Linked DNA regions of Homo sapiens: region 2 is linked to region 1. Evidence: chromatin contacts called from ENCODE Hi-C or POLR2A ChIA-PET data. All regions are on one chromosome and are shown on one strand. The core of a region is the stretch at or near the end of the contact, and the rest is flanking DNA. Distances in the headings are between cores, read along the strand shown. Region 1 overlaps PAMR1 (peptidase domain containing associated with muscle regeneration 1). Region 2 overlaps TRIM44 (tripartite motif containing 44).

Region 1 (6,503 bases), core at 3,010-5,509:
TCTCTTCTAGATTTAAGTTCAACTGGTCAGCCCATAGATTCAAAAGTTTTCCTGTCTTCTCCTCCTCCTTCTCTGGTAGGCCCCTTCCTGCACTTGCCCTGCCCCCAACCGCAGCAGCTGCCTTCAAGTATGAAGCATCCCGAATCTCTTGCTCATCCTGGAAGAATTCACCCCTCTGGAGTTTAAATTCTTTTAGATTTCATATTATGGTTTTAATGAAAACTGTTATTTTCTTTGGTTTAATCTAGTGATTTCTTACTGTTTGAGCAGGAGGGAAGGTCTTTCACATCCTTCTATACCTTCACCAGAAGCTGAGCTATGATTGATGAGTTCTTTAACAACATAAAATCCTCTGCAAAGATTTAAACATGAATTCTCTGTGGTCAAAGAGCTTCAGCACATAAAATATAAAATACTATTTGCCATACAATACTTTGTCTGGTGAAGACTACCTCCTTGTGCCCAGTGTGTATTCTCTAACCTTAAAGGCTTCTCTTTTATTATCTTTCTTCTCTGGCCCTATATTGATTTCTTCCCCTGCCACCCAAAACAACAACTAACAAATAGAGCTCATTTCATGGCTCTGGATTATAAGAATAGCATCCACCATTTATTGAGCACTTACTATATACCAGACTCTATCCACCATTTATTGAGCACTTACTATATACCAGACTCCATATTAAGGGATTTATAGACAGTTCTTCACTTAATCTTCACAAAAACTCTCAAGGCCACTATGAGGATCCCAATTTTGTAAATGAGGAAACTGAGATTCACAAAGATTGGGTAACCTTGCCCAAAGCCAGGAAAGAAACAGAGATTCAAATCCAAGCCCAGGCTGCTAACTGCCACCTAATACCATCCCCAGTTTGAATCGACCTGAGCATTGTTCTTTTTCTGGGAGCATCAGGACACAAAAGTCTGGAGCGAGATGAGGCAGCTTTCAGTAACTCCACCCTAGGCGATTCCGCAGCTCCCCTGGAGGGCAGCCCCGAAAGTCAGTAACACACAGCTTTGTAAGCCTTCTCCCCACTCCCCTTAAGTTTGCTCTTAATCATTCCTACTTATGGCTCAGGAATCGGCCTGCACAAATCCTCTTCCTCTCCGATAACTCACCCTACAAACATTTTTGGGCATGGCTTATGGCCAGTTCCTCTGTTTCTCTGCCTCTGTCCAAAATATGACTAAGAAGATAAATGTATTAAGGACCTATAATCTCTCCCCATAAATCCTCTCATCTGGGTTGCTTTCCTAACCTCCTTAGATGCCCAGTATCCTTCAGGGACTGAAAGGCTGGGATCACTGCCATGCCAGCTAGAAGTGTGGCATTCTGGGTCGCTCTTGGGCCCTCCTGCTGCTCATCTTTTTTGATGGCCAAGGAACTCAGCCTAGGGCCAAGCTAAACCAACACCAGTCCAGTGGTCAGCAGTGGAAGTCAGCAGAGTGGTTCCACTTCAGAACGCAACTTTTGAGTTTAAGAAACCCTAAGAGGAAGCCTTGGTTTCGACTTTGGATATCAGCACCTCTAATAGCCAGCACCCAAATCGCAGTTCCTAAATACAATTTCCCACTATAAGAAACCAGGATGCAGGGAGAAATAGCTTGTTTCAAGACCTGGGCATAGAAAATCAAGGTGAACTTAAAACATTTGAGGGTCAGGGGTAGAATGCAAGTAAGTGCTCAAGGAGAAATGAGGTGCAGCCTGCTTAACGGGCCAAATCTGAAACAATCTAAGCATCAAAAGAAAAATTATGATAACACTATGAAACAGAAAAAAATTAAAATTCATGAGTCTTAAAGTGCAGAAAAAGAGAGAGAGAGCCAGATGTTGGAGAATGATAAAAAGTGGCAAATCCTGGAAAGGAGCATATGGATGTATACTATTCTTTCAACTCTCTGTAGAATTGAAGGTTTTACATTAAAGAGTGGAGAAAGGTAGAAAGAACAGCTCTTTTTTTAATGGCGATAAAGTGCCAGTAGCTCTTAGTCTGGATATTCTGAGATTACTAAACCAATCTTTCCTGGGCAGAAAGATGTGAATAAGTTCTCTCCTGGGCTCAATAGCCTCAGGCCGTTTGCCCATCCTCCTGGATAATACAACCTGCCAATGGTTATGCATGAATCAATTCCATAATGAATTTTAAGGTTGTCATTAGTTAGGTTAGTAATATAAACATTGTCAAGGACAGTGAGCAAATAAAGGTGCTACTGCATCTGTTCAGTGCCAGATGCTCTCTAACCCACATATAAAACAGCTCTGATCCTTCTGGCACTTGCCCGCCACTCCTCCCTCCTTCTAAGGCTCTGTATGGTACTCAGGAAAAAAAAATGCCCAGGCTCTTCAGAGACACTCAGAAGGAAGCGCCTTCAGGATAACGTTGTCTGAAAGGATCGCTTGGGCGCCATCTAGTGGGAAAATGCTTGCACTGCCATGGGGCTCCGGCGCTGTGTCCCAGCCATATGTAGGCGACCCTTAACGTAGGCAGGCAGCATAGTGCTCAGCACCAGGCAGGCATTCAACAAAGAGTGAAATGAATTACTTCTTCCTATGAATTCCCTACACATTTATTTAGTGCCAGTATGAGGTGAGGGTGATAAGAACCTAATAACATCATATTGATGTCTTCTTATGGTCAAGCACTGTTTTCACAGATGGATTGTAAACTCATTGCGGAATCATTGTGTTCCCTGGTGACCAGCCCAGTGCTCCATAAGAAATGCTCCATCAGTGCTCATGGCAGTGGTAACATACACTGTGTGGAATGAGGCTCTCAGAACAAGCATAACGTAATTGAACAAGCAAAACTGAACCAACACAGATCGGATAGAATCTGACCATTAGTTTGTTTTTTCAATTTCATAGCATTGACCACATTCTATTTTTTTAACTTTAAAAAAAATCTCCTCTCTAAAGCGCAAGCTCTAAGATGTCAGAGACCATGCCCGTCTGGCTTATCATTGTACATCCAGCACCTAGAAGCATCCATTCAAGAAATATCTTTTGACTGGATGGGTAGATTAATGCACGAAGGTGTGAGCTCTCTGTTCTGCCTGCCTAGGTGATAGACTGGTTGCTCTGAGCCAGTTCTGCTGTCCTTGAGAAAGCCTGGACCCTCAAATGGACACAATCACCAGCCCAATCAATGAGGCTCCATAAACAGCGTCTTACACCAAGGTGCAACCCAAGATTTGACCAGTAGGTGCTATTTAAAAAGACACATGCTCAGGATTTCTGAATATTAATATTTTCTGTTTCATAACATTTGGGTGACTGCTATCCTTGTTTTGTTACCATTTGCTGTATTGACTTCTTGCATGCAAATATTCTTTCCTTCCTGTCCCCTGCACCCTGAACAAACCCCCTTACTCACATGGAGCGACTGAAGTATTGTTTAGAAATATTTATCCACCCCTCTTCCTTTGGGATGGCATATACTTCCCTACTTCACTCATTGGGAACTTAGCCATGTGACTTCTTTTGGCCAGTGGAATATGGGTGAGTGTGATGTGCGCAGAGGCCTTATGTGCACCTGTGTGTTTGGCTTGACCTCTTGTGCTTCTGCGACCCACCCTGAGAAGAGCATCCCCTGATGGTTGCTGTCCCTTCTGCCTAAGCCCTGCAGCCTGGAGCACAACCAGCCCAGGTCAGCCCAGTTGAAATCAGTGGAATGCCTGCCAACTCACAGACCCATGAGAAAGAACAAACATTTGTCCTTTGAGATTGTTAGTTACCCAGAAAAAAAAAAAAAAAACTGAACACTTTATCACCACCATCCCTGAAAGCTTCAACTTAGAAACTCTACTCTCTGACCATAATACCCATTCCACCTATGTGTTCCATTACTTCATTACCACCAAGCCTGCTTTTCCACTTAAGACCTCCTGTCCCTATTGCCCCTCTACCAGGCTCTTTCTGATTTCATGTCCTTCCCAGCTGGGATCCTTGGTCAGTCATGTCTCAGCTTATTCTTGGATCAACAAAACAACTGGTTTTACTCCCTTCTGCTGCTGCACTTCCAGAGAGCATCAGCCAACGTCCTAACTGACTGCATCACCTCCCTAGGAACTCTGGCTTCGACTGGGTCCTCCGTCTCGCTTGGATATGCTTTAAGCTTAACACCAGCTGGTGCCTTTTCTTGTTCCTCAAGTGGCTGCCCCAAACCTTTGGTACTTTCAAGCCCCAACCTCACTTCTACTCATTCTCAGCAGATATTTCACTCCCTACTTCCCAGAGAAAACGGGAGAACTCACCAGCAGGAGGCAGACTAGGACTGTGGTTAAGAACAAGAGTAAGGGGTCTGGAATCGTCCTGGGCTTTACCCCAAAGTGTACGGCCTCAGGCAAGTTACTTCACAGCTCTGAGCCTCAGTTTCATTATCTATAAAATGGGAGTATGTATTTTCATAGGGTGATTGTACAGATGAAACAAGACATGGCACATAAAGTGCTCAGCACAGTTCCTACCATATAATTACTAACAAACAAGATATGCTACCTATAAATAATTCTTTTCCTCCTGTCTCAGCCTAGGACAGAAAAGGAAGCTCCCTCTCCTTTAACTCTCACTTTTGTTCTTGATCTCATAGGAAGTTCTTCTCCTTCAGGATAACATGGTCTTAACTTCTTCAGTTAGTCTTACTCTAATATGTAATATTTTTAATCTCTCCTACTGACACTTTACTCACATTAGCTTAAAACCTGTTTAACCCTTTCCCATCTTTTTTTTTTTTTTTTTTTTTTTTGAGAGAGAGACAGAGATGAGGTCTTGCTCTGTTGTTTAGGCTGGAATGCAGTGGTGTAATCATAGCTCACTGCAGCTTCAAAATCCTTGGCTGCAGAAGCGATTCTCCCTCCTCAGTCTCTTGAGTAGCCAGAACTACAGGCATGCACCACCATGCCTGGCTGAATTTTTTTAATATTGTGTAGAAACAGAATCTTGTTTTGTTGATCAGTCTGGCCTTGAACTCTTGTCCTCAAGTAACCTGACTGCCTCATCCTCCCAAAGTGCTGGGGTTACAGGTATGAGCCACTGCACCCGGCCTTTCCCATCTTAATTGGTATTTTTCCACAGCTGTTTATTTACTCATATAAACTATCACCTTAATTCTCCCCTTCCTTGCTTGATTAAGCTTATTTAAAAGAAAGTTGTCTGTATTCTTTTTGTCCATTTTTCACACTTCAAATCTTGCCTTTTTTTTTTTTTTTTTTTTTTTGGAAACTGTCTCACTCTGCCCAGGCTAGAGTGGCAGTGGCATAGCTAATTTTGTATTGTTTGTAGAGACAGGGTTTCACCATGTTGCTCAGGCTGGTCTCGAACTTCTGGGCTCAAGTAATCCACTGCCTTGGCCTCCCAAAGTGCTGGGCTTTCAGGCATGAGCCACTGCGCCCTGCCAAATTTTATATGAAACTGCTATTGCTCAGGTCACCAATCGCATGCTAGCCATCAAACACAAAAACCTCTTTACTGCCTTCATCCTATGTGACCTTTCTGCCTTTGAAACACTGCCCCCAGCTTCCAGAACCCTACTCCTTCCTGGTTCTCCTCCTATCTCTCTATCTTTTCCCATCTCCTTCCTGGTTTTCTCTTCCTTTCCTTTTACATCTGTTGCTATTTCCTCTGCCCATGGTGCTCTGTTCACCTCATGCTTCCATCTATAACAGCCATAGGCATATCTCAAGTCTCCAAAATTCTCTTGAGCTCCAGGCACTTATTTCCTACTGTCTGCAGAGTCTCTTATAGATGTCCAAATTCCAGCTTATCTCATGTGGAACTCACCTTCTTTCCCCCACCAAACCTCTTCCCTTTTATTACTCACTTAACAGCATCAACTTCTAGACAGTTAATCAAACTAAGAATTTGAAAGGCAAACTCTTGAGATTCCTTACCCCATTCTTCAGTGAGTCTTGAGTCCTGTCACTCCTTCCTTTAAGCTCTTCTCACTCTAGTCTCCCTTCTTCATCCCCTGAAGCGCTGCAATCGCACTCCTAATGGCTACCTTTGGATATGGTCTTCCTCCACTCCAGCGGAGTTATGCTACAAGAGTTATCTGTCAAATGGTACTCCCCAGATTAAACCATCCTTCATCTCAGAACCATGTCTAAGCTCTGAGCCCTGGAACACTATGCCCTTCATAGTCAGGGCTTGCCACCCCAAGACCATCACCTTGCTCTAATCATACCTCATGTCACATGCTTCCTTGAACACACCTTGCATTTTCACACCCTGACCATACTATCCCTCTCCCTGAAATATCTTCCTGCTCTGCCAACTGAAGAGCAAAGGCATAGCTCAACCTTCACTTCCTGTCTGAAACCTTACCTCCCTCTCCCTGTCATTAACTGTTCTGTTAGCTAGTTCTCAGAGCACTTGGTCCATCCTCTACTTCACCACTCTTCCTTGGTTCCCCACTGCACTTGCAATAGCATCTAAATTCCTTACCTAGCTTACCTACCTACAAGGCTGTATTAATCTGTTCCCACACTGCTAAGAAAGACATAGC
Region 2 (6,099 bases), core at 3,579-6,078, 310 kb after region 1:
GGAATTTAGCACTTCTTCTCTTATGGCTCATAGCTACATTCTTTGCTATACTGTGAGCTCCTGAATGGTAGAGATATCTGATACACCACTGTGTTCCATCACTGGCATGTATTTGGGGCTCAGTCACTGTGAGGTGAAAGAATAGCCACTGACTTCAGGAGGGGAGTGATACAAAAACAGTTGAATTTAGTTGAGTACTCATTAGGCAGCAGGCTGAACACATTATATCCATTATCTCATTTAATATTTGCATCAACTCTTAAGAGGTAGATCTTAATACCATCCCTTCCTGAGGAGTTGCCCCTACACACACACACACACACACACACACACACACACACACACTCTCTCTCATCATTCTCTATTCCAGCATCCTGGTTTATTTTCTTCATATCCACTATCTGAAATTATTTACGTGTTTGTTGTCAACTTACTGGAAATTAAGCTCCATGAAAACAAGGACTTTGTCAGTCGTTTTCACTGCTATTTTACCTATTTGAGTGCCTTATATACTGTGGGTACTCAATAAATACTTGTTCACTGAAAGCACAAATGAAGGAATGACTCCCCATTTCACAGATGAGGAAACTGAGGCCTAGATGTTAAATAGCTTTGCCAAAGTTACACAGCTCAGAGCTGAAGGGCTTGGATGGTAAGTAATCCTGGTCTCATTCCAAAGTGGATGATCCTAACATATTATACTACCTCCTGTAGGAATTCTTCAAGTAGACAGATCTTAGTGCTCGTAGAGAAAGGTATGCTTTCCTGCTGGATGTAGTTTTTACCTTGAAGGTTTACCTTCCCTGCCTCTTATCTCACCAGTGAAATCCCTCCTTCTGGGCCAAAGCAAGTTATGAGAGCTGCCATATGCCAGCTGCCAAATGTCTTCAGTGCCAGGCATGTTGCCAAACTAGGGGTAAAATAGTGAATGAGAAACAAATGCAGCCTCCAAAGAGCTCAAGTGACAAAGACTGACTTTTACAACATAACGGTGCTGAGGTGCACTGAAGCCCTGAACCTCTGGAGGCTGCAAGGATAGAGCAGTGATGTGTCAGACCACCTGCATCACTGGTTCCCTGATGGCACTTAATTCAAATTTCATCCTTTGGTAGGGTCTAGTGAAAATCAGCTCAAACCTTGAAAGATATTTCTATGTAACCTAATTAAATGAGTGAGACCTTGGTGCCTCTCACTGCAGGACAGGCAGGATTGAAAATGAAACCAATATCTGACCCAACGAGATTCTGTCCTAAGTTCAGGGGAACAGGTTTTGGTGGCAGGCCCTTTTACATGACTGTTTGCTGGAGCCCACAAGAACCAAGATGAGAATCTGAGGGAAATGGCCACTTTGCAGCCAGGTTACAACAGGAGAGTCATGACCGGCTGCAGTTATAAAAACTGAAAAAAAAAAAAAGAAATCTAGCTGTGCGGCTTCTTTTTTAAAAAACAAACAACAAATAAAAAGACACTATTGGGGCCAGGCATAATGGCTCACACGTGTAATCCCAGCACTTTGGGAGGCTGGGGCAGCCGGATCACCTGAGGTCAGGAGTTCGAGACCAGCCTGGCCAACATGGTGAAAACCCGTCGCTACTAAAAATACAAAAATTAGCCTGGCATGGTGGTGTGTGCCTGTAATCCCAGCTACTCAGGAGGCTGAGGCAGGAGAGTCGCTTGAACCCAAGAGGCGGAGGTTGCAGTGAGCCAAGATTACGCCACTGCACTCCAGCCTGTGCGACAGAGTGAGACTCTGTCTCAAAAATAAATAAATAAACTAAGAGACTATTGGGATCCCCTGTAACGAGGAGAAAGTTTTCGAGTAATTGGTGCCCAGACTGGAGTTTGAGTCTGCCAAGGCCTTGGAACATCTTTAGCAACAAGGTACCAGTTACCTCCTCTGCTACTAGTAATGAGGCATTACCAATAACCCAGCTGAATAAATGCAGCCAGCTGATGTCACAAGCCCCCTCATGTGCTCCCTTCACTCCTCATTGCCCGGGGCCAAAAACAAGAGCCAGGCCATGGTAGTTTCAGCGCTGCCTAGGATTGTGGGACCTTGGGATGTTACTTCCTTTGTCTACTCTGTATTTTCTTCGTCTGTAAAATGGAGTGTTAATGCTGTTACACAGGGTTATTATGAAAACTGTAAAGATTTGGATGAAGTGATTAATTAGTTCAGTGTCTAGCAAGTAATAACTTCCATTTATTAATTGTAAGTGCTTATAATGTATAATTATCCTCATTTTACAGATATGGAAACTTTAAAGAGGCATCTCACCCAAGGTTGTACTGCTAATGCATGCTGGAATGGGGTCTCAAAACTTAGTTGTGTGCTTTTTCCATGATCAGTCTCAACCACCACAATAACTAACCCAGCTCTCCCACTTCTGGATCCATGCCTCAGCTGACATTTCATCTGAGGGAAAGAGGGGAGCCATGAATTAAGTATCCCCTCACCTCTATCTTGGCCTTGCTGACTTGATATCATCCTCATCTCTCTCCCTTCATAGACTGTTAGGGTAAGAGGTGGATAAAGTATTAGAATCCAAGCCTGCCTTGAGAACAGCTCACAGCTGGGTTGTGGAGAGTTAGAAGTTGGCAAACACACAGCTGTTTTATAGAGAAGCCAGATGAGAACATTTCTTCATGGAGGTGAATTTGTTCTTCAGGTTTCTTTGTTTAGGGAAGGCTGGATATGAGCTTGCTTCTGCTTTGTCACTGTAACAGTATTCCCTGTCCATGGGCCACGCCATCCTTTACTCATACGGCTTCCAGTAAGGCTTACTTGTTTGTAAGAATAATCAGTTTATGATGCAGCATTTTAATTCAGTCTAGAGCTCCAGTGGTTATGTGTGCCTGGTCATTGCAGAGACAATTAGAAAAGAAATGGAGGTTGGATTTACCTGTCAAAGTAAGCTGTTCATGAGATTCCTAGGCAGTGTCTCCATGACCAGCAAGTGGCCCATGGTTTGCCTGGGAAGGTTTCTTGAACAGTCACGCTTTATACGATTGTTTTGATCATTTATTCATTCACTCAAAAACATTTGTTGCAGTTTCACCAGTGCCAAGCACATTACCAGGTACTGGTGATACGGCAGGGAACAAAATAGTTAAAGCCGTTTGCCACCACAAAATAATTTTAGATAGTGATCAGTGCTATGAAGACAATACAGCAATTTAGTGTAATAGTACAGGGATGGGGTGGCTACTCTAGATTTCCTGGTCCAGGACAGCATCTGAAAAGATGATATTGGAGCTGAGACCTGAATGTTAATGAGTCATTCATTCCAAGATGTGAGGGTAAGAGCTTTGAGGCAGACCAGCAAAGCACAAGCCTTAAGGCACAAACAAGATCAGCTTACTTGGGGAACAGAAAGAAAGCCAGCGTGGCTGGAAGGTGGCATGAATCAGGCTGGAAAGGGAGAGAGGGGCCAAAGCATGTAGGAATCTGTGGGCTATGGACTTTATTCTAGGGGTTATAGGAAGCCATTGAAGGATTTTTAAATGGGGTACTGATATAATCTATTGCACATTTTTGAAATATTATTCTGAATACAGTTTGGATAATAGGCAATAGTGCATTAAGATTAGAAGTAGGAAGACTAGTCAAGAAGCAACTCCAATAGTTCAAGCAGGAGATGGTGGCAGCAGTGGAGAAGATGAATGGACACACATGGGAGAGGTTGTGCAGGGTGAGTCAATAGGACATGCTATTGGACTCAGTGGGATAGGGAGATGGTGCTGCTAAGATTTTGAGCACCATGCTTGGCACATAGAATGCATTCTTATTCATGATAGCTGTCACCGTCTTTATTTTTTAAATGGCCTGTACACTAAAAGAACAAACTTGAGAAGGAATCTTTAGCCCATTGGAATGACAGCATGGTGCCTAGAGTGTACAGGTGACAACAGTGTTAACTCTTCCCGTTTTTTTTTAATAGATAGCAGTTTCAGAGGAAATGGGTGTTGCAGGTATGGTGAAATATTCAGGAGCCAGAAACTGACTTCCAGTCGATCTCACTCTACCATCAACTCACTGTATGACTTTTAGTCTCTCTTAGTCTTGGTTTCTTCATATGATGTTATTAAATAACTATAAAATGTTTTGAGCACTTATTGTGTGATAGGTACTATGTCAAGCTCTTTATATATCTGCCAACCACTTCATATACATTAATCTAATTTAATCCTTCCAGCAGCTCTTCTGGTAGGTACTACATTGTCCACTATTTCCAAGTACGAACACCGACCTCAAAATCACACAGCTAGTAAGTGGCAGAGCTGTGATTCAAACCCAGGTGTTTGTGACTCCTAGGTCCATATTCATAACCCGCTGCCATATGAAAAGTAGCACTAGGTCATTATGGGTTGGTATACTTCCAACTTCCTACAACTTCAGTTGAAGGTCATCATCATGGGACTCCCAAAGCTACTGAGAACTGTTTTCTGTGTGTGTGTGCGCGCGCGCACGTGTGTGTATCTGCCTCGCTCGCTCGCTGTCACACACACACTTGTGCATGCACACATACAGCGTGAATCTCTATTCAGACAGAGATTAGAGATAAGTGTCAAGTATATTTATTTATTGATCCTTTCTCTTTTTCTCTTTGGTAACTTGTGAGATACAGCAGCTGAGGCAACAGGAAATTTGAAGTCCAGCATTTTATTAAATCTTATGTTTAAGATTTCTATGGAAGGAAACTGCTTGAGAGAGATTTGGTTTCCATTATACACATGCCAAAAGAAGATGAGGAAACTGGGTCAGGTGGATTTCCTGAAGGTACAGGAAGCAGGGAAGGCAAGTCCTTGGGCTAATTTCTGCTTCTAACTCTCCACCCCCTGAAATTGCCTGGGCCCTAGTAGAGGGTATAGGAAAGGTTCCTTTCAGACCTCATCACAGGAGATCGCCAGTGATAGAAAATCCAGCAGCACTGGGGGGAGGAAAGGGAAGCTGGGGAAGGCCAATGTAAAGGCAAAGAAAAGGAAAAACTTAACTGGCCCCAGGGCATTTTTCTCTTGAAGTTCAACAGGAAACTGAGTAATGTAGAAGTTATTTTAAAGAGATGGAACAGATAGACCCATACATGCATATATATGCACACACTGTATCCCATGCCAGGTCATCTCCCTGCAGACACTTTGAAATTGCCCCGTTATTGGCAAGGGTGTGGGGAAAATGGGCATTCCTGTGCCGATGTGAGTAATGATTGTAAATCAATATAAGATTTCTGGAGGGTAGTATCAAATGCCTCTAAAACCATATCTCTTGTGTTCTTTGCAGAATATCTGATTTTAGGTCTGGGGAGGAAATAGCTAAGCCTGAAGGCTGTGTAGTGCTAGAAAGTAGGGAAGTGCTCAAAAACAAAAACAAAACAAAAAACCAGAAAACCGTTATTGATGGGGATATGTCAATGGAACATAGGACCCAACTAACAGAGCACTCAAAGGCCAAAGCTGAGCAGTTTGAGCAACAAAATAGTAATATTGGATTATAACCCAAAGAATAAAATAAACATCCATGAGTCCATTCTGATATAAATGATCAAATAAATAAATGAAGGAGAAGAGACAAAGCTCATGTTTGAAAGTATTCCACATAATGTATGTAGATATTTCACCCTCAAGGAGAGGGAACGTAACTCCTCACTCTTTAAGTATAGGTGGCTCGTAGTGACTTCCTTCCAGAGAATACACTGTGGGAATGGGAAAAAAGAGTAGCCATACCATAGAAAAACATGACAAGCACTACCTCAGCCAGGTGGTCAAGGCCACCTTCAACAGTGCTGTCATATTGATAGTATCAACCCTTGATATGATGTAATGATAATGGCACTTTACCTCTGTAATTTTCCTTCCAAAAGCCCATAACCATGGGCTAATTGTGAGAAAAACATCAGACAGCTTCCGATTGAGGGACATTCTGCAAAATACCTGATCAGCACCCCTCAAAACCGTCCTCACCATCACAAACAAGAAAAGTCTGAGAAACTGTCAGAGCCGAGAGGAGCCTATGGAAACTTAATGATGAAATGTGGTATTCTGAGTGAAATCTGGAGCAGGAAAGGGACTTTAGGGAAAAACTAAGGAAATCTCAAAATA

The links. Hi-C counts contacts between places; a loop is a spot of excess contacts on that map. ChIA-PET counts read pairs that join two places held with the same protein, here RNA polymerase II (POLR2A). Pooled maps may share reads with other maps.
Region 2: a loop to region 1 is called in a map of PC-3, with 2.9 times the contacts of the local background. The contact joins two enhancer-like sites. A Hi-C loop is called at or near these places in 1 of 168 maps with a recorded cell type or tissue (PC-3) and 1 of 50 pooled maps. POLR2A ChIA-PET finds 5 or more read pairs at or near these places in 1 of 52 experiments (MCF 10A).

What each region holds. Positions count from the first base shown.
Region 1 is chr11:35,483,477-35,489,979 of GRCh38, forward strand. All of the region lies in intron 3 of PAMR1 (peptidase domain containing associated with muscle regeneration 1), which reads right to left. Among named protein-coding and RNA genes, the nearest start is that of PAMR1, 39 kb to the right of the region's middle. RefSeq lists a silencer at 2,463-2,512. Within about 2 kb of position 4,260, at least 3 of the 41 ENCODE cell types and tissues checked have a DNase peak (open chromatin) inside an H3K27ac peak, as active enhancers do.
Region 2 is chr11:35,791,768-35,797,866 of GRCh38, forward strand. All of the region lies in intron 4 of TRIM44 (tripartite motif containing 44), which reads left to right. Among named protein-coding and RNA genes, the nearest start is that of TRIM44, 130 kb to the left of the region's middle. Within about 2 kb of position 4,829, at least 5 of the 41 ENCODE cell types and tissues checked have a DNase peak (open chromatin) inside an H3K27ac peak, as active enhancers do.